5 separate regions of the Homo sapiens genome follow, and all the other regions are linked to region 2. Evidence: chromatin loops called from intact Hi-C (ENCODE). Cell type or tissue: mammary epithelial cell. All regions are shown on one strand. Links, peaks and the distances in the headings refer to the core of each region. The heading gives the core; the rest is flanking DNA.

Region 1 (5,000 bases), core at 1-5,000, 110 kb before region 2:
CTATTTCTTTTCTTAACTTCTTTTACAAATTAGGCCAAAAGTTTGAAGTAAGTTTAGTCTAGGTCTAGAATACCTATTCTGTATTTGAAAAGAGAGCCCATTTGTATACCTGAAATTGACCCAATTTAGGATATGGGCTCAATTTAAGTAAAATATTGCATCATATTAAATAAAAAAGTTCACTTATACTTCTCATGCTTCTTACCAAATACTACTTGCTTTTTCACAAAACTGTGACACCCTTTAATTACAAGATACCGTGTCCCTGGTTTTTCTAGACAACAATCCCTCCTTAGTGGGTACCTTTTCCCTACTTTTTTAACCTGACTGTGCCTAACAGTCTGAGTTTTACCCATTCCATAGTTAATTCTCCCAAGGACAGGCAAAGAATTGACTTTTTACAAGTTCACTTTAAAAAATGGCACTTCCTGAGACCCAGATTTCCCATTTGTCAATGAATTCCGAAGGGCTCCTTTCAGAGCAACAGCTTCTCAAAATGAGGAGATGAGGGAGGTGGTTGAGCAGTAGTTTTTTCTTCCTCTCATTCCCCCAAAAATGAATAATGAAAACCTGGCACAAAATCTCAGAATATCTGCTCATCTCTGTGTTGGGTAGAGTAAACCTACAAAGAAGGAAAATGGCAAGTGAGGGGAGAGTTTGAAGGCATAAAAAGAAAGAGTTAATAAATAGACCAAGGACTGAGACTGGAAAAGGAGACAATAATGGGCATGAAAGTAGATACACTTTGTTTTTGTTTCTGTTTTGGCTTTAAGGAGGAAAAATCCCATCTGGTACATGTTTATCTTCTATGTTTTCTAAGAGATTCTGAAATCTATGTCGCCATAAGGCCTTACACTATGATCAATGGATATTTGTTGATTTCATTTTAATTTCATTCAAATCAAGAATTGTACCCATAAATTCTCTCCATGCCCTTATAGGGGTAGAAAAGAGGAGTTTGAATCCTGGGTTCACCATGTACAAACTTTATCAAAGTTAATTAGCCACTTCCCAGGGTCGCAGCAAAGATTCAGTGAAATAACGTGCAGAAAGTGTCCAATGCCTGACATATATTAAGCACTCAACAAAACATAGTTACTGTTATTATTCTTGTTCTCATTTTCCTTCCAACTTCCCTGTCTTTAAAGAACACAGCCCCAGCCCTTTGACTGTGACACTATGGTTCCATAATTCTCAACCACCACACCTCAACACATCATTGTTGGGATCAGCAATGAGGTATGCCTCAACTAATGTGCTTATGATATAGAATAACTTCCAAAATTTTTGAATGGTTTTTTGGAAAATAAATGTTATTGAATTCCTATCCCTATAAAGCTATCCCCATGATAATATCACTCTTAGTCATTTACATTCCAGTGAGCTCTCAAGTAGGACCTTCTCCCCCAAACTTACTGCCGGCCCTAACCAATAAAGTCACATTTACTATATAAAGAGACTTAAGTCTCCATTCCTATTTAGAACTAAGATCTGAGTCTAAATCTGCATAAGCAAAAACTCACTAAGTTATTCTACTAAATAGAGGATTACAGGTCTATATCCCTCCAGCCAAAACATTGGCAGAGGCTTTAAAAGGACAGTTTTTTCTTTGACATGCTCAAATTAGGCAGGACCCTGCTCCCCATCACCCCCGCCTTCTCACTAGGTCTAAGGGAAAATGGGAACAGTACGATCAGCACGAGCCCTCCGTGTCTGTGGGCTTTTTCCATGCCTCCAAAAAACATCATCTTAAGAGGAGATTTGGAGTTTCATGAACAATTTCATGATATCTGTCTTCTGGGAGAATTGGAAACAGAAACTGAGCTGTAAATGCTAGACTGTCATGCCTGAGAGCAACTTCCATTTTCCATTCTGGATTGGTTTTAAAATATGGTATCATTCCCAGAACCTTTAAGAATAATTCAACTTTTACCTACCCACCCTCTCCCTTTGCTTTTAATCGTTCCCCCAAATCAGATGCCACGCAAGAGTTTAACATTCAAATCTGCCAAAAAATATAAAAAACTAGTGAGTACAAATCTGTTAAGAGTTAGAGACAGTTTATGGAAATACATATTTTAAGTACTCTGCATTAAAAAGAAAGAGCACATTATCTGAGACATGCCTCACTGGTGACCCCAACAACGATGTGTTGAGGCGTGGTGATTCAGAACTACAGAACTACACAGTATGACCATAGAGGGCTGGAGGTAATGGCTAAAAACAGGAAAGTGGGAAGGAAAATGAGAACTGCGAATAATAAAGTAAGTTTCATTGAGTGCTCACTTGCAAGTGAACATCATCTTGTTTTTGTTTGGAGTTGCTATCTTTAATATTTCAAGGAAATACAAGACCAGCAGAGGGAGTTGGTGACAAAGGGATTCATGCACCAAAGCAGAATCCGAAACCAATGTTGGTCTATAGTGGCTGAGGAATAAAGAAAGTAAATTCCAGCAGCTCCCGGAACATTCTGCTGAGGTTTTCACAGCATTTCAAGTTGCTTCAGAACAGCAAGGGAAACCTAGGGGGATCCCTCTGGGAGCAAACGAATAGAGAGGATATGCTACGCTGCTGTGAATGAGCTGTGAGAGGGCATAAATCCATAGGGCATTTCGCTCTGTTCAAGCAACCCATGATGGAATCACCAGGATTCTTCACATATAAATCCAGAGTAAGATTTTCCTTTAAAAGTAAGTAGGCTTTCACGGCCGGGCGCGGTGGCTCATGCCTGTAATCCCAGCACTTTGGGAGGCCGAGGCGGGCGGATCACGAGGTCAGGAGATCGAGACCATCCTGGCTAACACGGTAAAACCCCGTCTCTACTAAAAATACAAAAAATTAGCCGGGCGTGGTGGCGGGTGCCTGTAGTCCCAGCTACTCGGGAAGCTGAGGCAGGAGAATGGTGTGAACCCGGGAGGCGGAGCCTGCAGGGAGCCGAGATTGCGCCACTGCACTCCAGCCTGGGCAACAGAGCGAGACTTCGTCTCAAAAAAAAAAAAAAAGGAAGTAGGCTTTCAAGACTAGCCCTTATTGTTTGATGATATAAGGACCCCTGCAGAATGTCTTTCCAGGGTCCTTCTCATCCAGGAAATCAGAAATGTACACTACACTCTTCAGTAACCACCCATCGACCCTCGCCCCCCATGCTGTAAGGGTGGTTGAGTTATTTGATGATTAAATGAGAGTTGGATGCTACCTGACACCCTTGCAAATCAGAGTCCTCATACAACTAGCCTCGGTATAGTGACACTTTCAAAAGCAATAGGAACCTACTCTGAACACCAAAAAGAAGAATGCGGCTCTTCACTTCGGGTTTTCTTGAAGGGATAATGAGAATCTATATGCTGCTTCAAACAAATAAAACTTCCTTAAAATCTGCCTTAGACATCCTTCTCTTTCCTCTAAGGTTTCACACTCATGCTAGCTACAAAATCCCTCCCTCTCTCTCATGTAACGTTGCACACATTCGCTCTTTTTTTACCCTGTCCCCACCAGTTTGCTCTCTGTCCACCTACTCCATGCTCCCAACTTGGGAACTGCCAACTGCATGCAGTTCCAGAAAATTAAGAAGTCCACTCTCTCAGCCAAGCCTTTTCTCATCACTTTCATTGCAGTAAATTTATATTCAGAGTTATGCAATGACCCTAAGGTATAGTTAGATGAGTTTTGAAATGTGTATGTGCAATCAACACACCAATCAAAATAGAGAACATTTAAATCAGCCCAGAAGGCTTCCTTGTTCCTCCTCCCAGTCACTCCCACGCCCCTAAGCAACCACAGCTTTCATTTCTATCACCATAGATTAATTTTGCTCGTCCTTAACTTTACATAATGAGATCACACATGTGCTTTTTTGATTCTTTTTTCATTCAACATAAGTTTTTTGAGATTCATCCCTATTGTTTCATGTTTTAGTAGTATTCTATTAACTCTATACACCATAATTTATTTATCCATTCACCACGGACATCTGTTATTTCCATTTTGGAGTGACTATGAGTGAAGCTGCCATGAATATTATCGCATGAGTCTTTTTGCAGACATGTTTTCATTTTGGGGGGGTAAAAATCTAGGAGCAGAATTGGAGGGTCATAGGGTACCCATCTAACTGCTACAGAAACTACCAAAACACTTCTAAGTATTTTACCAGTAACATATGAGTTCCAGCTGCTGCTCCACATCCTCATCAACATTGGTGTTATCAGACTATATTCTTCCAATATGTAGCAGGCCTTTTTATTTTCTTAATGATGTCTTTTGATGAGCAAATTTTTTAAATTTTGATGAAGTTCAATTTTAGCAGTCTTCTTTTTCTTTTATGGTCTGGGCATTTTGTTTCCTCTCCAAGAAATACTTTTATCTCAAAAACTGCACTGTCTCAAAAGTGCCAATGGTGGCCAGGTGTGGTAGCTCACGCCTGTAATCCCAGCACTTTGGGAGGCCAAGGCGGGTGGATCACTTGAGGTCAGGAATTCAAGACCAGCCTGGTCAACGTGGTGAAACCCCATCTCTATTAAAAATACAAAAAATTATTCTGGCATGGTGGTGCGTGCCTATAGTCCCAGCTACTCGGGAAGCTGAGGCAAGAGAATCGCTTGAACCCAGGAGGTGGAGGTTGCAGTTAGCTGAGATCATGCAACTTCACTCCAGCCTGGGCAACTGAAAAGAAAAAGTGCAATGGTATTCTGCTGTGTTGTCTTCTAGAAGCTTTGAAGAAACTTTTAATCTTGGGTCTATAAGCAATCTCAAATTAATTTTCATGTACAGTGTGAGATTGTAAAGTTTTTCCCCAAACAGATGTCCAATCATTCCAGAATGATTTATTGAAAAGACTTTCTTTTTACCACTAAATTGCCCTGGTACCCTTGTCAAAACTCAATGTGAGGATATCTTTCTGCACTCTAATTCTGTTCCACTGAATTATTTGTCTTTCTTAATGCTTATTCTGCACTCTCTTGATTAATATAGCTTTATACAAGGTTTTAAATCAAGTAGGGAAA
Region 2 (6,458 bases), core at 855-5,854:
AAATGCATTCAGAATTCCAAATAAGGATTTTGAAGAAAAATTTTAATATCTGTATTTAGATTTAGTGGCCCTAAAGGGAAATAGGGTGTTGATTTATGAAATTGAGAGAAATTATGAGCAGCTGGAACATTAAGGGCACATTGTCAGAGGGAGTTTTCATTGCCAATTTGGAATGAAGTTCCAGCATAGTCCAGTGCCATGATTTAAACACATAAGATCCTAGATGCCCCAATCTAGTTAATTTGAGCATATGTAATATCCAATCCTTGGATTATTTGATTGACAGAGCCATTAAAGATACAGCAGTTAAAGATAGATACAGAATGTAGTTAAATTTTATTACATTTTACAGTTTTTTCTTTAGAGATAACTATTTTTAACTTATGATGAATGATTTTTGAAATAAAAGACACTTTAACAGAACGACTAAGTAAAAATAAAGTCTGAAAATCTTTTTATTAATTCTAGAGAGCTTGACAATCAAACTACAAAACTGTTCCCAAGGTAAAGTATCTAAATGCATATAAGCTTCCTCATGTGGGCTGAGCTTGCAGCAGAAACATAAAACAAGAAGAAGAACGTCTCAGGGTAGACAAAGACATAATTATCTTCTATATTATTGAATAAACACTTTACTGCATAATAAATCATCTTAACCCCTTTTTCTTCAAATTCGGATAAAAATTGTTTTCCCGGCTTCTTGCAAAGAGCTTCCAAATAATACATCCATTCCTGATCTCTTGGTTTTCTCCCAGAAATCTTTAAATCAAATCAAGATAAGCAGTTTAAACCATTGAATTCGTTCTGTTATCTTTAAGGATTTTCTCTAACATTACTCTTCATTTGTCTGGACAAACAAGTTACCTGGGGTTGTGGAGGACCTACACAAGAGGAAGATCATTTGGGGTATATTAGACTACCACAAGGGGGAGTGAGTGCCAAATATTTTCAGTTGGGATTTTAGAAGGAAACCATCCTGACCTATGAAGTATTTGTATTAGGAATTCAAGGAAGAATCTGGTGGAGAAGGTCCCTTCCCTGGAAGAACCCAGGATTTAGTAAGGAAGTAGGTAACAAAAATTAATTACATTACAAGACAAATAATGCTGTGGGAATAAAGACTTATGGAACTTAGAAGACAGCTTCGCTTTCATTCATATCCAATCTGGCTAACACAGTTCATTGCTTCAACCGTCTCTTAGCAACATACCTTAATATCCTTCGCACCCAGTCCTTCCAAGGCGTCGTCCCCTTCCACAGCCTCCTCCTTCCCCACATCCTTTTGGATTAATCCAAACAAGTGTTTCCTTTTGTTTGGCCTTCCTTGAGATGCTACCTGCTCCTGTCTGTGTCTCGCCGCTGCTGTTTGTTTCCTGCAGCAGCACTTATCACTTTCTAAAATGAACATCTTTGTTGAGTTACCTGTTTATTGTCCGCCTTCTCTCTAAAATGTGTGATTCTGGTGAATTTTATTCACTTCTCTGTCCTCAGTGCCTACAAAAGCATTGACTGAATTTATGAATTCATGCAAACTGATATCATTTTAAATCTATAGGTTCCAATCCCAATTGGGTCCCCACTGCTGTTCAACAAACCTTTAGTCAACAAATTCCTTTCCTTGAGTTATAAGAACCTCCTTCACCACTGTTATAAATTCACTTCAGCAAATGATCTGGTCCTTCACACCCCAATGGCAGCCCCTCTAAGGACCTCATGGGTTTAGGGATATTTAGGGTACTGTTCGGTCTGTCTCATAGTTAGCATCTCTGCTGCATTAGGCAAGGTTTCCCAGTCTCTCTTTTAAATCCTTCTCCTGTGGCTTACACAAAACCATTCTCTCTTGGTTTTCATTCCTCAGACCTGCTGGATCAAAATCTCCATAGACAAGACCCAAGTGTGTATGTGTGTGTGGGTGTGTGTGTATTTCAAGGCAGAGTCTTGCTCTGTCACTTCACCCAGGCTGGAGTGCAGTGGCACAATCATGGCTCATTGCAGCCTTGACCTGCTGGGCTTAAGTGATTCTCCCACCTCAGCCTCCCAATAGCTGGGTCTACAGGCATGATCTGCCATGCCCATCTAATTTTTTTTATTTTTATCTTTTTAGTAGAGATAAAATCTCGCTATGTTGCCCAGGCTGGTCTCAAACTCTTGAGCTCAAGCAATCCTCCCAGCTCAGCCTCCCAAAGTACAAGGATTACAGGCATGAGCCACTGTGCCTGGCCTGTTTGGTTTTTGTTTTAAGAGCCACTGATAAACAGGTAGGACTGACAACTTCTTGTGGATTTCTTCTCTTCTCCTTTTCTTGTCCAGGGACAGCTTTAAACTTAGCAACTGGGTAAAAGCCAAGGTAAGGTTATAGGGGGCTGGGCTTGCGGGGGACAGATTTTGCCTTAAAACTGCCTTTGCATGACAAACACATCTCTTTTATTTGGATTACACGTTTCCAGATCATTACAAATGGGAAATTTTAATCAAGATGCCCATATACACAGCTTACATAAAGGCAATTGTAAGATGCATGTATTCAATATTTACATGTTTCAGAAAATATTAGTTGCCATATAGAAGAATATTGCTATGCCATGGTGATTATCATTTGGGGGGAAATCATTTGAAGGGATGCTGCCTCAGAAGGACCAGGCGCCAAAGATGTTAAGGTATGTTGCTAAGAGATGGGGTGTCCCCACTATTGACACCCCCTCATTTTCCCACTCTCTTAGCTTCAGCTTCAGCTTCCTACCTAGACCCCAACGATACTCAAATCTATGACTTTAAGAACACATAGCCTCTTTCTCCCTCAAATGTGAATTCCTCATTCTCAATGGATGACGAATCTTTTCCAACTGATACTTAACAGGACCCATTGGTATATTGGGGCTGGTATTTTTGGGGGCTGGTATATTTAACAACTGTTAAATACCAGCCCCAATATACCACTTTCTCTCCTAAACTTCCTTTCTTTCACTGAGTCCAGTGGACTATATTTTTGATTTAAATTTTTTCTCCATCTCTCCACCATTTCTTGAATCTGGATAATCAGGTCTTGTTTAAATGATTGGAATTGCTTTTTGACAAGCCAGCCTACCTCCAATACCTAAACATGTTCCATCCCTCCACTGACAAACTACTAAATACTTCCATAGTTATCTTTCCAAAGAGACAATCCGATTATCTCCACTACCTTCCCCTCTTGTTTTAAAACCCTTCAGTGGCTCTCCCATTAAGGACTAGAGTCATATCTCCTTATTCCTGCATGCAATGTCCTTTGTGATCAGACCTCGGCTCATTTCCCAGGCTCATCACCCTCCTGTCCTCCCCAGGCCTTAGCCAGCTCTCATTATGTGAGAGTTTGAGAAGATGTCACTAAATTGTAGCCTTTCAAATGCCTTCAACTCCTAGGCATGGACTTATGCCTCCAAAAATGCAAAGTAATAAAATGTGGAAAATAATCAGTTTATTTTTATTTGCGGGTTGGTTTTATTTCACATGCTAAGGTTCTTCTAAATTTATTCTGGCTTCCCTGCAGCAATTCTGCCCAATTCCATTTTACGTGAAATAACAGCAGCAAAGTTCAGAAATACTGCCACCTTGTGATCACAGAGTAGGTGAAAAGCCAAGTGGTCCTCCCTTTATAAACATGTTTATAAACAGAGGAGCTCAGAACTGGAGAGATTCCCTGACCAGTCCCTCTTTCCAGGCCTTAAAACTAACAACCACTTGATTACTGCTAGAAACTCAAAATTACAAAACTCTACCTTTAGGGTCTACTCTTAGTGACTCTCTTTTGTAGAGTTTTGTTGGTTTCCCTCCCCCAGATTATTTAAAGATACTGAAGGACCCACTTATTTAAGCCATCTTCAGGTTCAGGTCCTTTGAAGCCCAGAGAACTTTTTTAAGCCTTTTACTTTTAGGAGGTATGTGCTCCAGACCATAGCTGTCAACTGTATTAGGACAGCAGTGAGTTGATGCTATTTGACAATACAAACCCAAAACAGGGCGTGTAAGAAGTCCTCAAGAGCTGCTTATTGAGAGAATTAATGAATAAACAAATGAACAGCAGATACGATGACGATTTTAAGAGTGGAGAAAAATGTTTCTAATATTTTTGAAAGCAGTCATTTTATTTTGAAATGTCAAGTCCATCTTGAAACATTGACATATTCTATACTCTTGAGCTATTTAAGGTGGGTTTGAATAAAAGAATAATGGAGGTGTAGAGAGGCGAAGTGACCTATGTCTAGTGGCATACCAACAATAAATAGGTTCAGGGCAACTCAGGGCATTGCAAAGATGGGTGAGGCTGAAAGGAAATGTAAAACATATTCATTCAAACCCCTTTTGATACTGCTTTGCAAAAACAGGTTCATCCAGTTCTTCCTTTCTCTCTCTCTGTCTCTCTCTCTTTCTTGAGACAGGATCTTACTCTGTCACCCAGACTGAAGTGTAGTGGTGTGATCATGACTCACTGTAGCCTCAATCTCCCAGGCTCAAACAATTCTCAGGCCTCAGCCTCCGCACCTGGCTAATATTTTGATTTTTTGTAAAAACAGGTGCCCACGCTGGCTCAAATTCCTGAGCTCAAGTGATCCATGCACCTCGGCCTCCCAAAGTGCTGGGATTACAGGCAAGAGCCACAACACCCAGCCTTCTTCCTCTCTTTGGCTCTATTCTTAACTATTATTTCATCACATAGACTAGCTTATTTTTTAAGGTTTGTTCTCAGAATGATTGTTTTCAAATGACTTAGAACTGGATTTCTCATAAGCAGCATAGTAGCCACTGGAGACTTTTGTACACAGGTAGAGAATAAGCTGCTTTGAAAAGTCATTGGTCATTCCAAAACTCATTTGTATCATGAGACATCATAGAATATATGCTTTGTAAATAATTTGTTTTTCAGAGTCAATAACTAATTACCAGTTCATGCCCTATAAATAAATCCATATTGGAAATTATGTCTAAGTAGATTCATCACAGAAACGATTGGCCGACTGACCAAACAGCAAACTTCATGATTTACTTCTTGGCTTAGCTGCTCTCTTTGCATTTCTTTTTTAAGCAGTCCTCTTCCCCCATCATTATTATAGTAAAGAAGGAAAATGGACAAGGTGAAGCAAGGCTAGACAGGTGTGAATTTAAAAATCACTGATCCTAGAAAATGTTTGCAGCTTTTGGGTTGTAAGAAAGTGAAGTAGGCCTGACATGCTGGCTCACGCCTATAATCCCAGCACTTTGGGAGGCTCAGTCAGGAGGATCACTTGAGCCTAGGAGTTTGAGACCAGCCTGGCAATATACGGAGATCCCATCTCTACTGAAAGTACAAATAAAAAATTAGCAAGTCATGGTAGAGCATCCCTGTGGTCCTAGTTACTCAGGAGGCTGAGGTAGGAGGATTGCTTGAGCCCAGGAGGTCGAGGCTATAGCAAGCTGTGTTCGCAAGGAAGAAGATGAAGCAGGTTCTGTGACACAGAACAGAATTCAGGGCAAGTGCAGGGCTGGGCAGCCTCACACTGTAATTCACACTCAGGGCAATAAACAGAAAATAATTTTCAGAATGAAATCATGGCATTGATCTTGTCATCATCTCGAGCACTTGAGATTTTGAAACAAATTAACATTGTCTCCTTAAATGCAAGGTATCCTTCTTAGGCTCCTTAAGGAACTTTGCCATTTAAAAAAGTTAAGTTTTCAAGATAAAGAGACCTACTTTGGTCACAGTGAAGATTATGACTAGCCAATTGGCAAATGCCAGAAGAAATCCATGTGTTTCTTTTCCTTTCACTCTGCCCATGTTCCACGTATATCAGTTCCACTTAGCTAAGTTGTCTGCTCCTTTTGACTTGCTGGAATATCACAATGCAAGTCTGGTGGGCACAGAAATTCTGGGATGGTGTCTAGCCTTAATTAAACACCCCCAACTGTGGTGCAGTCAAACCTTGAGATTTTCATGACTACTGAGACCTGGACAAAAAACAAGTATTTTTTGCCCAGTAGAGTTGAAAGCCGAAATAAGCAAACAAGAAGGAGGAAACATATAAGTAGGAGATTGCAAAGGCAGAGAGGTAAAGATGGCTTAGCTCCAGGTGGTCAATGATGCTCTATCCAGATGAGGGGCTTTGGGGCCCAGAGCCTGCATGTCCTGATGGGTTTTCAATTCTGAGCACAAGATATTCATCTGAAATGTTAATTTTCCATGTTCAGCCATTTGCCATCCGGATAAAATTCCCAGCACAGCTTCTGCACAAACTCAGGATAAGGTGGCAAGCTCTTAACTGCCTTGACTGGTAAACCATGTAAATAACCCCTTTTCATTGTTTTTTTCCACAGGCAAGATAGAGTAGTCTTTCTAATATTAACTTCAGCATAAATATTGAAACTCACATAACTTGAATATTGAAAAAAGCTTCCAAATGGTCTTTGAATTTAAATAGCACCTTGAGACTCCCAGCCCCCAGAAC
Region 3 (6,458 bases), core at 643-5,642, 720 kb before region 2:
TGGTTGCAGCATAAACTTGCCCAGCTGCAATGTGTCCTAAGACCCTGTGTGCCCCTGACAGCTATTCTGTATAGATGATGTGTAAGTATGACTTCCTGACTTTGATGGAGTTTAATCTATGTTTAAATTAGTAATAGAGGAAGATTTTTCTGTGTTGCGTACAACTGTTTTTGAGATTTTCTTTTTTTTTTTTTTAAATATCAGAATGGGAATTTGACTGAGTATGGCTTTCTAGTCAACCAGGAAATTATAGAATCTCTAGCAGGTAAATCAAAAATGCTATGACTTGGCCAACCATGGTTTTGTCTGGTATGATATGCATCTGAACTGTGGTACTGAATTCTCAGTTTTTGAGACTCAAGTCGTGGAATAAGCCATACTTGTGGAAATGTTTCATGCTTTTGTGTCCTCTGCATTGGGAGTAGGGTGTTGGATAGACCTCACCATGGTGGGAGAAATGGACTGATTACACTTTACCTGGGAGCCTTGTCTGTAGTACAGGTAGGGCATATATAAGATTTCACCTGGCCAAATGAAACATTCTCAAGCTCCAAACATCAGAAAAAACCATCACTTTTAACCAGGAGGAAGATTTTTTAGTCATCTTTGTCTAGCTCTAAAATAACTAATTTTGCAAATGTTTATCATGAGAAAACATTAGGGATTTTCTCCCTGGATTTTCAGCTAGGCCCAAACAGAGAGAATTGAATCCCCCACATAACCTTTCCTGTCCTGGAGGATGTGACTGAGGATGCAGGATGTGATCGCAGGCAGAGGTGATGATACTTTCTGGTCCTACAATAGGTTGTATATATAGGAAGGTAGTTCTGAACCATTTTTTATTCACCAGTACTTGCACCACTGAATTTCCCTTGTACTTCAGGAGCACAGTAGGGAAGAGGTGATGCCTTCCCAGAGTAGTCAAGTCAAATAAATCAGATTTCTATGCTTGTTCCTCCTACTTTTCCATTATTCACAAAGAACAGAGGCAAGATGGAATAGTGCTTATAAACCAATAATCTTATGATGCAGTTCTTAAAATTCTGCTTCATTATCCCTCTATGGGTCAAAAAGAGTGAAGAAATAGAAAACAAAGCTTGTGAGGTATCTATGCATGTGATACCTTAAGTGTGATAACTTCTGTGTTGTTTTGAAAGGCTTTCTCTCTGTAAGGAGGGAGCACACTAAGGCACACAGGCATCCATGTTTTGGCTCATGTCTTGATAGGGCATCCTTAGAAAGGGGGTCTTCTGTAAGGTCAGCCACAAAGCAAGCAAGTAATAGGTGTGTGTGCATGTTTCCCAAAGCCAATTGTTATGGAGCTCCACAGTGTAACAATCAACTTTTCATGGAAGTCAGGAAGGATCTGTTTTATGTGCAGTGCAAAGGATATAAACTGCCAGAAGAACATGATATTTTATAGGCTTTTTAATAGAAATTTTATAAAATGATATTTTTCTATCTTGCCCTTAATGAAGTGATGTAGCATGGGGGCTGAGAACTGTGTTTTGGTAAGGCTCTGGTGATTTGGAATTATCTGCTGCTAACATGCCTGGCTCTTAGCCAGTTTGAGGGTTGTATACATTTGAAAACAGGCATATGAAACCCCGTCAGCCCCATTTGTGGCTCCTCCTGAGGGGAAAAGTTGCTAAGGACTTTGAGCTACCTCCCTTCTTTCTCTTTCCTCAGCAGTGTGAAGCCTTTCCCAACACCGGGACTATGGTAGTTCTGGGACCAGTCAGAGTTAAACCCAGGACACTTTCTGGAAGAGACCTGGAGTTGTCAAAGAGCAGGGATTGGATGGTTCCAGAGTTTTAGGGACCTGACCAGGCCTGAGATTTCTGGGATGGCAAGGTAAGGAGAGTGAGAGCTGGAGTGATTTCCCTCAGTCTCGAGGACTATGTTGAATATGTAGAAGTGTTAATATGGGTCTATTAGACTCCATTATTGATTGACAGAGCAGGGAACATATCTGCTTATGAGTAAGTTCAGCCTTGTGCCTGAATAAATACTTTTTTAAAAGGTACCAATAATTCCAACACACCAAAAGGTACCTGCCCTTGGAAAAGGATAAAAGCAAGAATGCCTCTGGGTGAAGTTCCTGGTCATTCCCAACTCTGAATTTAGCATTGATCCTGTGTCTAGCTGGGCTCCTCTTCTGACCTGAGAGCCCTGAAGTCAGCAGATGAGGTGCTGGTAGAGTTCCATGTAGACAAAGCCCCAGCTCTCTTTCCCCTTATAATCCTGTCTTCAGGGGAGTGACTTGCAACTTATGGAACATATCACATGTGTTTTTTATTGTCCCCAAACACCATGTGATCTATCATGTATCTTGCTAAAGTAAATTTCTAAGCTTTTTTTTTCCTTTTTAAAACTATTTTCGAAACTGTGGCAAATGTGTCTAGACTTAGTCATACAAAATTTACAAAAACCTTTTAAAAGGGATTTTAAGATGGTGTTTTAAGGTTGTTAGGTGTTCCATGTTAGGTGTCTTCTCAGTAAGCCACTCTTCTTTTTCAACTTAAGGAACCCCTCCTTGACAAATTATTAATCAGTGCCTTGGATATATTCACTAATGGTAGAACACAGAGGTTTAAAATCATTATGGGTTATAAAGAAAGTAAAAATATTTTTATTTGTGGCCAATTTAAAGCCTTGAATCTGTTTGGCTGGGGCTAATATTTACACTTCCATCCCTGGTGCACATGTTAAGTAATCAAAAGAAAATAGAACTCGGGATTATGCCTGTCGGCAAAAAAAAAAAAAAAAAAAAAGGGATTTAAAATGTGCCACTGGAAATTGATAATCTGAATAATTTTCATTATTTGATTATTGGCTTAACAGAACAATGAGTCTCACCTAACAAGATACAACTCAATGCTAGACAGTTACATAAGGAGGAAACTAGGATAGATCAAGTTAGATGATTTTGGGATACATGAGCTATAATGGTGTTTTACCCAACCTTTATCTAGCAACATCATAATGATTTGCACCTTGAAGTTTTACTGGTAAATAAAACTTCTGAATGTGAAATCTGTTGTTGTTGTTGTATTACTTACCAAAATCATTTTTACAAAGCGTTTCCATTATGTCGTTGTCATCATCATTTTTATTTTTGCAGGCTTCACATACCTTTGGAGCTAGAAATGTGAAAAACAGTCTTTAGTAAGTTTGCTTAAAAGAGAACAGTAGGTGGCGTTTGTAAACAACTCAAAGGGACTTATCCAGACAAAAGTAGCAATTGTCCTATTTAACCTCAGCTTCTGCCTCCTCTATAAAAGCAGGAACACTCAATCCTAAGAAAGTTTTCCCATGCTTCCCAATTTTTTTGGGGGGGAGGGGTGGTGGGAGCAAAATGAGAATGCCTATATGTTGTTGTGTTTAATAAATTATGACTCTCAAAAGGGAGTTGTGGGCAGAGTATACAAGTGTATGTAGTTATAGTTAACTGAGACAGGGTGCAGCTTTTCAGCTCATCCTCCCAACCTCTGGGAAATTCAGTCTGAAAAAGTTATTCCCAAGGCCTTTTGAAGGAGAAAGCACCCAAAGAACCAAAGATACTTGAGGAATTTGGGAAAACTGGTAACTAGAAAATATAGACAAAAGATTGTCTTTCTCAGCCACAGGACACCAGTGTAGTTGGCTCTACTCGGCAGAGCTCTGTATCTCAGGGGGGCCAAGTCTGGACTGGGAGGGGTGACTGGCTAGCGTTCCACATGTGGGCTGTTTCCACCTTGAAAACACATCTCACTAATTACAACAGCCTGCTCTAAGTGGTTCTGTGTCACCTTGTGCCTCTGCCAAGATTGTGCTTGAGTTAGGCAGCATTCATTTCATTGTTATCTGCAAGCTCCCTGGTACAGGTTCTTCTTGCCCTTCTGTGCCTGTTTCAAACTCTCAAAACAAACAAATAAATAAACCTGTTTCTGAAGCTAATCAAAGACGAAGCAAAAATGGTTTAGTGGTCTGATCAAACTTAGGGATTGTATACTAGCACAATTATCAGAAGACCTGCTAAAAGCTCTTCTAAGAGTTTGATTTCTTGGGAGAAGTAAAAAAAAAAAAAAAAGAACAATTATATTGCCCTTCTCTCATTTATAAATGTGTTAATTATGTCTTTAAAATTTAGGTGAAATGAGATTTTCACTAATGTGAAATTTAATGTTCATAGAAAACTATGTGACTTAATAGAAGCGTTATTTATCAAATTAGAAAAATCACAAAGCTGGAATTTTGAAGAACATAAACTTTTATTTTGAAGGAGAAAAGTGGCTTTTTGGAGAAATGTAAGATGCGTAATGTTGCTGCTGATAGTGGGAAGAAATAAAAGCAACATACATAAAACTGCCCTTAAGTCCCCTCACCCAAACAAAATCAAACATTTCCAATTAGGAGCTCTCAGGATGTATATAAAATATTACTAACCTGTATTGGTTGGTCTATGGTACATGTTGGACAAATGTTTGAAAAATGCCAAACATTTGCAATAAATTAGAAATCTAACCAATAAGATGATTGCAAACTCATGGTCCCTGCCAGGAAAGATTGCTAAAGAACTTTGCATTTGCTTTAACTAATGATGTCTGTAGGAAAACTACTAGAGATTGAAAGGGAGAGGCTGCTGAAGCCCTGAAAGGGATTAGGAAGCTCCCTTTTCCAACCCAGGGGACCCAAATCAGCTCAGAGGCATTGTATATGTTTTCCTTTCAGAAAAAATATTGAGAGCCCATGAGGTTTTCATTGCTTTGATGGTTTTTGCACAGGAACTCTCCCTCCGTTTTCTAAAAACTTGGGAATCTCTTTTGCATGATTTTCTCCAGCTAATCAAAACCACTCCTAAGTTAAAAACTGATAGCAATAGAAAAGTGATTTCCAGAGATTCCCTTTATGCCCTCTTCCTCAAGTATCTGAGCAGTTACAACCAATGTTCAATTTTCCACACACTCCGTGCCAGTCCCGGTTTTATTTCCAAAATCTAAATTGACAAAGGACAAAAAGACCCTTAAAAGGTTATCTACTTGTGCATCCTGGTTTTCCTTTCTGTACAGGAAATGTTCCTGTGACTAGAATCCTGCCCAGTGGTAGGAAGGTGCAGAATGAGGCTGAGCGAGGGGCCTCTGGCCAGAATGCTCACCACAAACTCCTCCACCAAACACCACTTCCAACGCTCTGCGCAGCTCCAGTGCTAGCATCTTTAACAATAATCGTGTATCTATTTTTTTTTAAACCGCCGTTCAGTTCTTCGTTTTTTTAGTTTTGTTGTTTTTGTTTGTTTGTTTTATTTTTAAACTGCCCTTAAGTATAGCTGGTACAACTCGGGAGGAGAATGCGCGAGACTTGGGCGGCGTGGGAGGGGTGCCTCAAATTTGATACAGGCTTGTTGTGATGACAGACCAGGTCAGGCAGAACTTCTGCCCTTCCCGCTACTGGCACCCCAAGCAGGGATGCACTGGGATGCGTGGCAGGGGCGGGATCTCCTGGGAGCGTCTCAGCCCAGCAGGGAGTGGGGAAGCAAGAGGGAAGGCTTACCTTCCTCGGTGGCTGGCAGGAGGTGGTCGCTGCTAGCGAGGGGGATGCAAAGGTCGTTGTCCTGGGGGAAACGGTCGCACTCAAGCATGTCGGGCCAGGGGAAGCCGAAGGCGGACATGACCGGGGCGCAGCGGTCCTTCACCTGCACGCAGAGCGAGTGGCATGGCTGGATGGTCTCGTCTAGGTCATCGAGGCAGACGGGGGCGAAGAGCGAGCACAGGAACTTCTTGGTGTCCGGGTGGCACTGCTTCATGACCAGCGGGATCCAAGCGCCGGCCTGCTCCAGCACCTCCTTCATGGTCTCGTGGCCCAGCAGGTTGGGCAGCCGCATGTTCTGGTATTCGATGCCGTGGCACAGCTGCAGGTTGGCAGGGATGGGCTTGCAATTGCTGCGCTTGTAGGAGAAGTCGGGCTGGCCAAAGAGGAAGAGCCCGCGCGCCGAGCCCAGGCAGCAGTGCGAGGCGAGGAAGAGCAGCAGCAGCGAGCCAGGGCCCTGCAGCATCGTGGGCGCGCGACCCCGAGGGGGCAGAGGGAGCGGAGCCGGGGAAGGGCGAGGCGGCCGGAGTTCGAGCTTGTCCCGGGCCCGCTCTCTTCGCTGGGTGCGACTCGGGGCCCCGAAAAGCTGGCAGCCGGCGGCTGGGGCGCGGAGAAGCGGGACACCGGGAGGACAGCGCGGGCGAGGCGCTGCAAGCCCGCGCGCAGCTCCGGGGGGCTCCGACCCGGGGGAGCAGAATGAGCCGTTGCTGGGGCACAGCCAGAGTTTTCTTGGCCTTTTTTATGCAAATCTGGAGGGTGGGGGGAGCAAGGGAGGAGCCAATGAAGGGTAATCCGAGGAGGGCTGGTCACTACTTTCTGGGTCTGGTTTTGCGTTGAGAATGCCCCTCACGCGCTTGCTGGAAGGGAATTCTGGCTGCGCCCCCTCCCCT
Region 4 (5,000 bases), core at 1-5,000, 180 kb before region 2:
CTAAGTTTTAAAAATACCAGTGAGTTTCGTATGTTGACATTATTCTCAGAAAATTGGCTATTTTATTAATTCCAATGGGTTGCCTATAGCATCTCTTGGGTTTTCCATGCAGACAATCAAACTATCTGTGGGAAAGGGCAATGTTATCTCTTCTTTCCTATGTCCTATGTTTGTGTCAAACATGACAAAGCACCAAATGTCTTTTAAAATTATATAAAACACAATGCCAATTAAAGTAAATAACTGGAAAAAATCTGGGGCCTGCATGTTCCAACAGAAAACATAATAGTAAGCCCACTTCAATAAAATTTCCCCATACACACACGCATGTATACATGTGACATTTTCTAGGCATGATTTACTCTGACCTTACAAGTATTCAGTCTTCATAAAGATTTATAGATGCTTGGAACTCTTAGTCATACTTAATACCAATTCTTATCCCCTAACTAACACTTTCCTATCAATAAAAGTAAATTTGTACTTCACATTATTGCAAATTACTCACTAAAGATGAATGGTTTCTATTAAGAACGTAAAAAGCTACTCTGATTTTTTATTAAACTTTAAATTACTTTTCAAAAACTGAAAGTAGTTCTTGACAATAGCAAATGTATTTTGTTTGTAACTTGGTGCTTTTTCAAAACTAACTACAGCATTCAAAGTAATCAAAATAGAACTTCTTTTCCCAGAAGGGGATAGTTGATAAATGAAAGCAGAAATCCTAAAAGTTCTTAATCCCGTATGAACAGTAAGTTTTACCTGAAGATACTGAGTATGTAACTTCTGCATTATTTCCTTCATCAGGATCCTTTGCAAACACAGTTGTAACCAACATATTTACTGGTTGACCTTCCAGAACCTGCCATTAAAACAAACAGCTTACAAATGAGTCAGCAAAAGTTTAAAAAGAAATATCAGTGGACCTTTAAATGAATGAATACATTATACTAAACATTTTAAACTATCTTAAAATCCACATATAATTCAAATGCATACCATGTAAAAGTTATATGGGTGTATGTCCATGAAAAGAATCCTCCTTACATATTAAATCTTTTATTCAATTAGAATGAATTATCTGAGGCATCTGAACTAATTCTGACCAAAAGAAAAAGAAATTGAACTTGCTAAACAATCTTAGATTTTTGGTGTATTTTAAGATTTCTAGCATATTCTCATTCATCATCTCTTAGGACATTTTTTGAAAGGTGGTTGCTATGGCTTAAAATATGCTTAAAATAAGTATGAACCTTTAATTCAGAAAACAAAACTCATGCAGGACATACCAATTATCAGGAGCTGTCCTGCAATGTTGAAATGCACATGTGAAGTTCAACTACATGTTTAGAGTCCAACTGCCCAATTAAGCCACAGGACATTTTAATGATATGATTAAAAAGTGTAATGATGATATAATAATATTTTGCTTTGTTAGAATTTTTCTTTAAAGCTGGATTCAGATCAGTTTAAAGTTATGAGTTCCTCAATACTTTTGTTGAGTTGTTCAATATGTATATTTGAGCACAATTTGAATGTCTAATTCAATTGTTCTGGAACAGTAGCTTCTAAACTTTTCATTATTATAACCCATCCACTAAAAAAATTATTAGTAGGTCCAAACATATTTATTAATTATGTGAATGAACTGATATTCTAATTTATTATGTATATTATACAACATACAAAAAGACAAATGAAAAAGATGAGATAATATAAATATAATTGCCAGTTGGTGCATGTGATCAAAAGGATCAACTTTTACTATCTCTGGATTTCCACCTACCCACTTTAGAGCTACAGGTTGTTCCCCTACCCTTAAGTAACTATCTTAGAGACATGTATCAATTGCCGTTAAGAAGCTCTGCACAAAGAGATGCACGTAAACTACTGGAAAAACAAGCCATGTCTGAGCATTAACCTGAAGCACCATTCAGTTTGTGTACAAGGGGCTGAACTAAACTTATTGTTATAAAGCAACTGGAGGTACAATGCCAAAGAGCACATATATTCATTTACTTTTTAAAAATTTTCTTTTAAAATAACATGTGCACAGTATCTAGGTCTTCTAGAAAAAGTATGCTTTGCCACACCAAGACTGATGTGATAAATTCACAGGTTTTACCACAAGATGGTGCTCAAAACAAATGACTTAAGATATTACAAATTCATTGCAAGGTTTCTTCACAAACCTTCACGTGTAACTCCTTTCCAGGGAGACACTGGGGGAAGAAGGGCCTGTTATCATTGATGTCAGTAACTGAGACGTAAACCGCCATGGTGGCGTTTCGTGGTGGGGAGCCGCGGTCTGTCACTAGCACAGTCATCTCATGGTGCCCCCGGTGCTCACGATCCAGTGCCACCCAATTGATTAACTCTCCTGCAGAGTACAGAGCAGAACAAGACACAGGCACTGTGTACCAGGCGCACCAGGGCCAGAACCATTTCCAGAAGGAAAACCAAGTACAAAGCTTTGAGCAAATATGCGACTTCTAAGACCATCTACATAGTAGTTTGGCTCTATGGTACTGTTGAAAAAATTTTCTCAAGTTGCTCCTGAAAATGTCACTTTAAATTTGTTATTCTTTGTATTTCAAATTATCATCCATCGATCATTTGAACTAATAAACAATGAATTCATAAAAATGATAAAACTCCGTGGGAACTTAGTAATGATTTGGAAGATTTAAAACTGCTGCTTATCCCTCTTTATGCTGCTATACAGAATGATGGAAAGCATGTGAGCTCTGACACAGGTTCTGGCTTTGGCCCCAGTTTCCCCATCTCAGACATGGAATGACTCCTCTGAGCCTGGGACTGCTGTCAGGAAGAAATGTAATCACACATTTAAAAGTATTGTGCAAGCTATACATGACGACACAAGTGGAAGCTGTTATTACTACTTTAACATAATGGCTAAATACCTTTCTGGAAATCAAATAATATCCCTTAGGCAATAGTTCTTGTTTTATGCACACAAGTATTTGTTTTTTATCTCACAAAATATACATGTAGCAGTGGATAGTGACTTCCTATAAAAACTCTTAATGCTTTAGAAGCTTTATTTCAAATATTTCTGCCTAGAGCTATACTACCTTCAGTAACTTTCCTCATGTGTCAGCCATGCAGACCCAGGCATAACATCTAAGTGCCTCTTCCTATTGCCAGGGACCTTGGGAAGACAAGCACTCGGTCCAATAGCCTGTCAGAGCTCTGCCAAGCATTGATTTCCTCACCATTTATGAAAAAAAAATGTACCTGTGAGAATGTGAGCATGAAGCAGCTACCGACAAACATTTCTGTGGCTAAAAACTTTTTTCCTCTTAATACAAATAAAATAGCATTGCATTAAAAAAAAGTGGAAACAGGGAACAAAAATGAAAATTCTCATTTAGGTAAGTTGCTGAATTGGTGAGCTTAAATGCAGTGTTTATGATAACTGTTTACTGTTAATATATAAACTATATTTATAGTGTTTACTCGGTGGTTTTAATATAGATCATACACACAATTGCTTTTTTTAAATTCCAAACTATAATTCTCCTCCGAAGACCTTAACTTCTGAATGGCAAACAGATTTTTATTCATAAAGCAAATCTGATGGATAAGCAGCAGCCTTGGAGGTCGGGGATGTAAAAGACTGTGCAGCTCAGGCTGCAGCTGGGGATGGGCGACACCAGGATATGGTTCCACAGGAGCTCAAGTCCTGGTCACTTGTAGGACTGTCCAGAGAACTGGATGAAAAGGGGGTGTGTCTCCCAGGCTCTGAAGGACACCCTCCACCCTGCCTTGCCATGCTGTCCTTGGGAGGAGGAACAGTTTACAAGCACGTAGTGTTCCAAGCCCTTTCATATTCTTTAGCTCTTTACCCCTCAAAGCATGGCACAGGGCGTGTCAGGAATTGTCTCCTGTATTCATGGTAAGGAAGCAGCTCTGAGCTTAAGCTACTTGCTTAAAGCCATACAATGAAATTAGGAATGGACACCTCGTTTTCTTGTAGGGGAGGGAAGATCACGGGGGAATCAACTGTAGTTTGCTTATTTTAAAGAAAAAAACAAGTGAAATAGAAGACCTTGAAAACTAGCCATATGGAAGTAAAGTGCAAGCAGGGTCATCCCATATAGCTGTATGGTTTGTGCCCTTGCAGCAGGAGTCTCAGTTTAGGGAGTGAATGAGAGTGGAAAGGCAGCTTGCAACCTTCTTGGCAAGCCATGTGCCCTGTGAAAACCCTCCATCTGCTGTGAAAGGTCACCTTCTCCTAATTCACAGAACAGAGACTTGAGAACAAAGGCTTGAAGTTCATCAGAACTGAATGCAAAGTCTGTCCCACTAAAGGCAGCAGCACCATCTGCCCAGGTTATGACATAGATGGTGCCTGCTGGACCTGCACAAAAAGGGAGCTTCTTCTCATCTTACCAGCTCCATGACTTTGGGTGTACTACTCGAGCTATCTGAGTTTCAGTTTTCCCGGGTATGTATTTGCAGTATAGATATGTTTCATTGTAAGGATTAAATAAACTCCCCGTAAACTTATACAACATAAATTTTAAAATATAGTGACTTTTAATCTTTAATTTCTTAATTCAGACTTTAAAAATTTCACTGTAATTATTCCCCCTTTTCCTCTGGTTCCCCTGTCAGAATGAGAAAAAGGATATATATTCTTAGAGTGATTTTGAAATCTTAACCAATGAATTGATGTCTAGCTTTACATTGATGATATTTATATTTCACAAAATACGTTTTGACGTTTTTTAAATGTCTACAAATGGAAAAGGATGGTTGTTGAAAAAATTAGCCTTTACACAAGGATATATTCAATCCAGTTCTGACTATACCTCTAGTTCAGAAAAAGAACCATATATTGGCAAGATGGGGATGTGATGCAGGGAAAGTATGAATTATTATGGGTGAAACTCTATTCAATTTTTAATCCATTTTTAAGACCTCACAATAGAGTAATCGAATACCTTATTTATTAAAAACCATTATTTCAATTG
Region 5 (5,000 bases), core at 1-5,000, 89 kb before region 2:
GACAAAAAATATCTCCATACAGCTTTCTTTTTTTTTTTTTTTTTTTTTTTTGGCCAAGGGACATATGATAACTGCCAAAAATTAGGCCGTAATTCAAGAAGCATTCCTGACATCATTGTACACTTGTTTCTCTACTCAAAACACAAATTTATCACTAACTGTCACTGGACTGCTATCCAACTACAACTTCCCCATCTCATGCATAAAACTATGCTTTTAAAGTACTAAAACATTAATACCCACCAAGATGGGGGATAGGCCTTTTCTTACATGAATATGTAAAAGTTGATTTAGGTATTCGTGATAGAGAAGTGAAAGGAAAGACTGAAAATGAGACCTTGCTCACCTCTTTCCTAAATGGGATACTGCAGGTTATAAGGAAAATCAAGAGTGGACAGAGAAAAGGGAGTTTAGAATGATCTGAACCTGTGTTGGCAGTCATGCCATTGGGGAACACAGCCATTCAACAGTGGAAGTACTTGCCTTCCTTGACAGCTGCTAAGAAGGTGATGCCGCGGCTACAGCTCCCAGATGAGCTCATGTGGGTATGGCAAAAGGTTCACCCCTGTAACATACTGTCCTCTTTAGCAGCTGTTCAACTGCCTAACACATGGCTATTTTCTCTGCCTAAATCAGTATCATTTAGTTATACTACTGAAGACCGGGAGGGACCTGATATAACTGATGCTATTTGCAAATTAATAGATGAGGGAACTAACCATAAAAATTTTTTCAGAAATCTGATACTAATTTGAACAGTATTTTCAATCAATTACAAGGATTCATTTCTAATCTTCTCTCAAATATTGATGAAACATTTCATAATTTGTTTTGACTTATACATAGATTTAATTGCATATACATTTAATTGGAGCCCATGACTCATTAGCAATAGAATTTCCTAACTTGCTCCAAATTTTCAGTAGCCTCAGGTTTCCCAGAGACCCAGCCTTTCTCAGTTGCCATGGATTTCCTGCCTCTGGGGGTGCCACCACATTATTACTTAGAGGCATTCCTACTCCTAAATCTGCTCTTGAATGAGCTGGCATTTGACAGAATTCCTCCTTTTTGGAGAAGCAACCAGAGGCAGTCTGAGATTATTCAGATATTTATCTTTGACTTCCGGTACTGGGGGAAAGACAGAAAGACTTAGCTAAAGAATCTCAAGTAAGCCTGACCTTGGGTACTGGAGACCTAAAGCTACGGTATCTCCAGGTCCCGAGCGTCAGTAAGATGGAGCTAATTAGGAGGAAACCGAGGTCGGTGAGGAAAATGACTATGAGATCAGATTCAGCCCAAAGCGTGGCCAGGAATCAGCTCCACCCAGAGGTCTCCAAAAAGTGGCAGAACACTCTGAGTTTTCTCCAAGGGAATTGATGGACAGACTTGTAGGAAGAAAACATAAATTCACTTAAATAAGTTTTTTACCTCTTCCATTTTATTATTTTTTAAATATTTTTATCTTATATATTTTAAATTCATATTTTATCTTCTATATTCATTTTTATTTCATGTATACATTCACATTTATACACCTGTATACAAAATTCTTGCACGTGGTTTATAAGGAAATAAACATATACTGGAGATGAGTACTCAAAACTTTTATTAATAGGTACATTCAGTCCAAAAAGTTTGAAGGCTGATGCAGTAGAACTGAGATGAGCACAAGAGAAGGGGTAGGAAGAGGGCGCTAAGTCAAATGGTCATGATCAGCTGTCTGAAAGTTGGGGAGATCCCACAGGAAGAGAGCCCAGAGACGGGGGACAGGATAGGCCCCGAGGACAGCCTGGAAGGAGGGTCCACACCAGAAACAGAGGAGCACAGCTGCATCAGCCCCGTCTTCTATTTCCTGCCAGAGGGACGCAGTTGACCTCACAGCGCCCCCACCTCGCATCCCAGGATCATTAGCAGCTGACAGCGCAGGGAGGCTGTGTTTATCCAACATCTTTTCTTTTTCTTTTCCTTCAGGCCTCTGGTGTTATTCCCCACCCGACGAGGAATACGTCTTCCTTCTGTTATTAAATCTTCAGGCTCCCTGAGTCCTGCTCCTATTGTTTCCTCTTTTGTGCCATCTGATCCTCCAAACACCTTGTCCTAGGCTCTAGCCGGACATTTCTGACATCTCAAGACTTGAGACTTTGATTTCTGAGCCCCTCAGATCACACGGTAACTCCACCCACTTTCCTAAGCAACCAACTTGGTACCACAGAAGAGGAACTGGGGAAAATCAAACTGAATAAAAACACTTATAAATAAGCTAGTTTCCCCCTGTGTAACAGCACGGTTTCCCCGGTGCTGCTTGTTTAAATCTCCGAGCTGGCGGCGCCAGGCAGGAAAGTGTCTGCTCCAGCTCCTCGCTGCACCTTCCTCACATAATCTTGGCGAACGTTCACATTTCCAGTCAGCGTGGCTCATTTTATTTCCCAGATGTTTTTACACTCCGAGGCCAAAACTAACACGAAATCGCTCCTTTCCTGTCACCCCCGGCCTCTGTCTGTCCCCGTCACTCCCGTCCTCCCATTACCCTCTCCCAGCTGCAGGGATCACGGACGCCAAGCGGCACTATTTTACTAGGAGCTGCAACTACAACCACAGGATCGCGGCGGGGTCGCCCTCTGTGAGAAGCCACACAAACGCGAATCACATGGCTAAAACCACACAAAAACCACCTGTCACCACCTCAGGCCGGTCCCGAGTGTGTGTGTGTGTGTGTGTGTGTGTGTGTGTGTGTGTGTGTGTGTGAGAGAGAGAGAGAGAGAGAGAGAGAGAGAGAGAGAGAGAGAGAGAGACCAGTCAGGGGAACTGGGAGTCATTCTTCCCGTTTACAGTGCAGACTCCCAAGTGCACTGTGAGCACATTTTTGACAGTTTAATGTTCAGGATTAGTAGCCTTACCAGACTTCCTTGGCCAAATTCAAGAACTATTTCCATTTAAGCCAAAGCACTTTGTTATTACTCAACAGTTGTTTTAATTAACTCCCTCAGAGCAACTGTGGCCCCAATAAGCTGCTTCAAGGGAGGGATCTCACGATATTTTTTGACCTCACACGAGAAAAACCTACAAACATTAGTAGTGGACTGGTTAATCTGAGCTGTTTCAGAAATCAAATTGTTTTATGCACTATTTGGGACATGATTATACTAAAAACAAAACAAAAAACTATTCATTGTTTATCTGAAATTCAGATTTCACTGAGCACCCTTTTTCTTTGCTAAACTGAACAATCCTAACATGGCCAGGGGGAAAAAAGTGTCCTGGTTCTGTGAGAATCAGTGTTGTCTTAGGAAGACCTGGAAAACAAAACATAAAATCCTTCTAATAGCAGAAACTATCTTAAAAATCAACTAGGCTTTCAATTCTCTTTCTATATTCTACTACCAGAATATGGTATTTTCTCAACTTTCAGAGAACAAACTAAGTTAATTAAAATTTCTCAATGTTAAGCTTTTTTTCCCAATATTTTTTCTAACCATTTCATCTTTGCTTATTTGCCAGCAAACACCAGTGGATGTCAGAAAAAGTGAACAATCCTTAAATGATATTAGTAGGAAAAATGACCTACCCATTCTTAGTTTGGAAGGTTGCCTTTTTCTGAACAAATATTCTTATTTTTGTAACATTTATATTATATGGTCAAATTTCTGTCGTACAATTATTTCTAGTTAATACAATAATTTTAAATGCACCTGTAGGTCATGGTATTCTTCTAGGGATATAGTTATCAGAATAAATGTGAAAACCAGCAAATAATTGCATGTATTTCTTTCATATTACATATGTAGAACCCGAGGCTCAGAAAACCCATGAATGTGCCCAGAGTTAGGCACATGGCCCCGCTGTATCAGCACTAACGCCAGGTGTCTCAGTGCCCAGCTCACTACCTGATTAAAAACAGGACACTACTTTTCAAATGGCAGAAGCCCCTTGCAAGGTGTCGCCAGCTGAGAGTGCCTTTAATCCACTCACTAAGACTCCCTTTTCCTCTTCCACCATTTAGAAAGGATGATTATCACACCACTGCAGCTAAAACATAAAAGAACATATCAAAGGAATTTGTAAAGTATTTATTAAAAACATTTATTTCAGAAGAGCCAATGTAACAAAATTTTGCTATTGCAAAATTGACACAAAATGCCAGTTGTTCTCCCCTTTTAGATCCATGCACTCTTTTTAGTTAAGCATTTTGTAATATCTCCTTTTCTACCCTGATATAAATTTTTTATGACATCGATATAATGTCCTAGCTATAATATAAAGGGAAAATAAAAGTGATTCATAGTAAAATATCATGTATTTCAATATGTAATTATGTAGGTATGACTACAATAGGAAACACAATGAGATAGATATTTGCACATATTTTTAATGAGTAAGTTTGGAGTTATGAGAAGACACCATTCCATAAGCTTTTGTACATATTTTACAATTTGAAATAAGGACTAAATAAAGCTGTATGCATAGAAAAACAGCATGAATGCTGAACATGAATGAATGCTTCATATTTGACATTTTAAAAGAAAAAACAAGCCTATATGCATGTGTATGTGTGCATGTGGGTGCACATGCAAACACACATGCAATCAGCATGAATGTAATAGCTACAAAAATAGGCCTCCTGAGTAGGTGACTCAATTTAATAGGCAATGCTGCCATCAGTGACGCATTTTGCAAAATGGTAAAGTTACAAATAAAGTTTCATCTTACCTCAGTTTACTTAGTAGTTGTATTCTTGGGTAATTCAAAGTATATAAAGTCAGCACAAAAATTATTTTGTGTGTTTATACAGAAAATAGAGTAAGGTTCTGGACTTACGTAGGTTATTATAAGCAGGTTTTTCACCTGCTTGGATATCAAACTACTCATTCAAAATTTATGAGGAACTCAAGCAACTTTTACATTGTGTGAAAAATGAGATGCAGCAATTATATTTTAAAAATGCTACTTTGTGAGGCTGAGGCGGGTGGATCACCTGAGGTCAGGAGTTCAAGACCAGCCTG

Evidence for each region. Hi-C counts contacts between places; a loop is a spot of excess contacts. Peaks named below come from ENCODE experiments on the same cell type or tissue, not always from the same donor. Only the 100,000 strongest peaks of a DNase experiment are listed, where the experiment ranks them.
Region 1: it touches region 2 in a loop (16-fold over the local background); 62 of 110 quality-filtered maps call a loop at or near these places.
Region 3: a loop joins it to region 2, with 8 times the contacts of the local background. A loop is called at or near these places in 21 of 110 quality-filtered maps.
Region 4: it touches region 2 in a loop (6-fold over the local background); 41 of 110 quality-filtered maps call a loop at or near these places.
Region 5: it touches region 2 in a loop (7-fold over the local background); 30 of 110 quality-filtered maps call a loop at or near these places.

What each region holds. Positions count from the first base shown.
Region 1 is chr4:154,397,316-154,402,315 of GRCh38, forward strand. All of the region lies in intron 1 of DCHS2 (dachsous cadherin-related 2), which reads right to left. Among named protein-coding and RNA genes, the nearest start is that of DCHS2, 92 kb to the right of the region's middle. In mammary epithelial cell, for the core only: a CTCF peak has its summit at 2,374 (motif pointing right); no DNase peak of the experiment used is centred there; H3K4me3 peaks cover 148 bases; H3K27me3 peaks cover 61 bases.
Region 2 is chr4:154,502,885-154,509,342 of GRCh38, forward strand. No RefSeq gene overlaps it. Among named protein-coding and RNA genes, the nearest start is that of DCHS2, 14 kb to the left of the region's middle. In mammary epithelial cell, for the core only: CTCF peaks have their summits at 925 (motif pointing right) and 3,592 (motif pointing left); a DNase peak (open chromatin) is centred at 4,417; H3K27ac peaks cover 1,051 bases.
Region 3 is chr4:153,782,802-153,789,259 of GRCh38, forward strand. SFRP2 (secreted frizzled related protein 2) reads right to left here and starts at 6,282. Exons shown (of 3, transcript NM_003013.3): 1 at 5,533-6,282; 2 at 3,063-3,143. The coding sequence starts at 6,034. RefSeq lists an enhancer at 6,426-6,458. In mammary epithelial cell, for the core only: a CTCF peak has its summit at 3,197; no DNase peak of the experiment used is centred there; H3K27me3 peaks cover 793 bases.
Region 4 is chr4:154,327,331-154,332,330 of GRCh38, forward strand. It overlaps DCHS2 (dachsous cadherin-related 2), which reads right to left. Exons shown (of 20, transcript NM_001358235.2): 6 at 2,193-2,380; 7 at 763-862. Among named protein-coding and RNA genes, the nearest start is that of DCHS2, 160 kb to the right of the region's middle. In mammary epithelial cell, for the core only: a CTCF peak has its summit at 2,114 (motif pointing right); no DNase peak of the experiment used is centred there.
Region 5 is chr4:154,414,461-154,419,460 of GRCh38, forward strand. All of the region lies in intron 1 of DCHS2 (dachsous cadherin-related 2), which reads right to left. Among named protein-coding and RNA genes, the nearest start is that of DCHS2, 75 kb to the right of the region's middle. RefSeq lists enhancers at 1,734-1,953, 2,241-2,742. In mammary epithelial cell, for the core only: CTCF peaks have their summits at 1,896 and 2,551; a DNase peak (open chromatin) is centred at 2,581; H3K4me3 peaks cover 1,146 bases.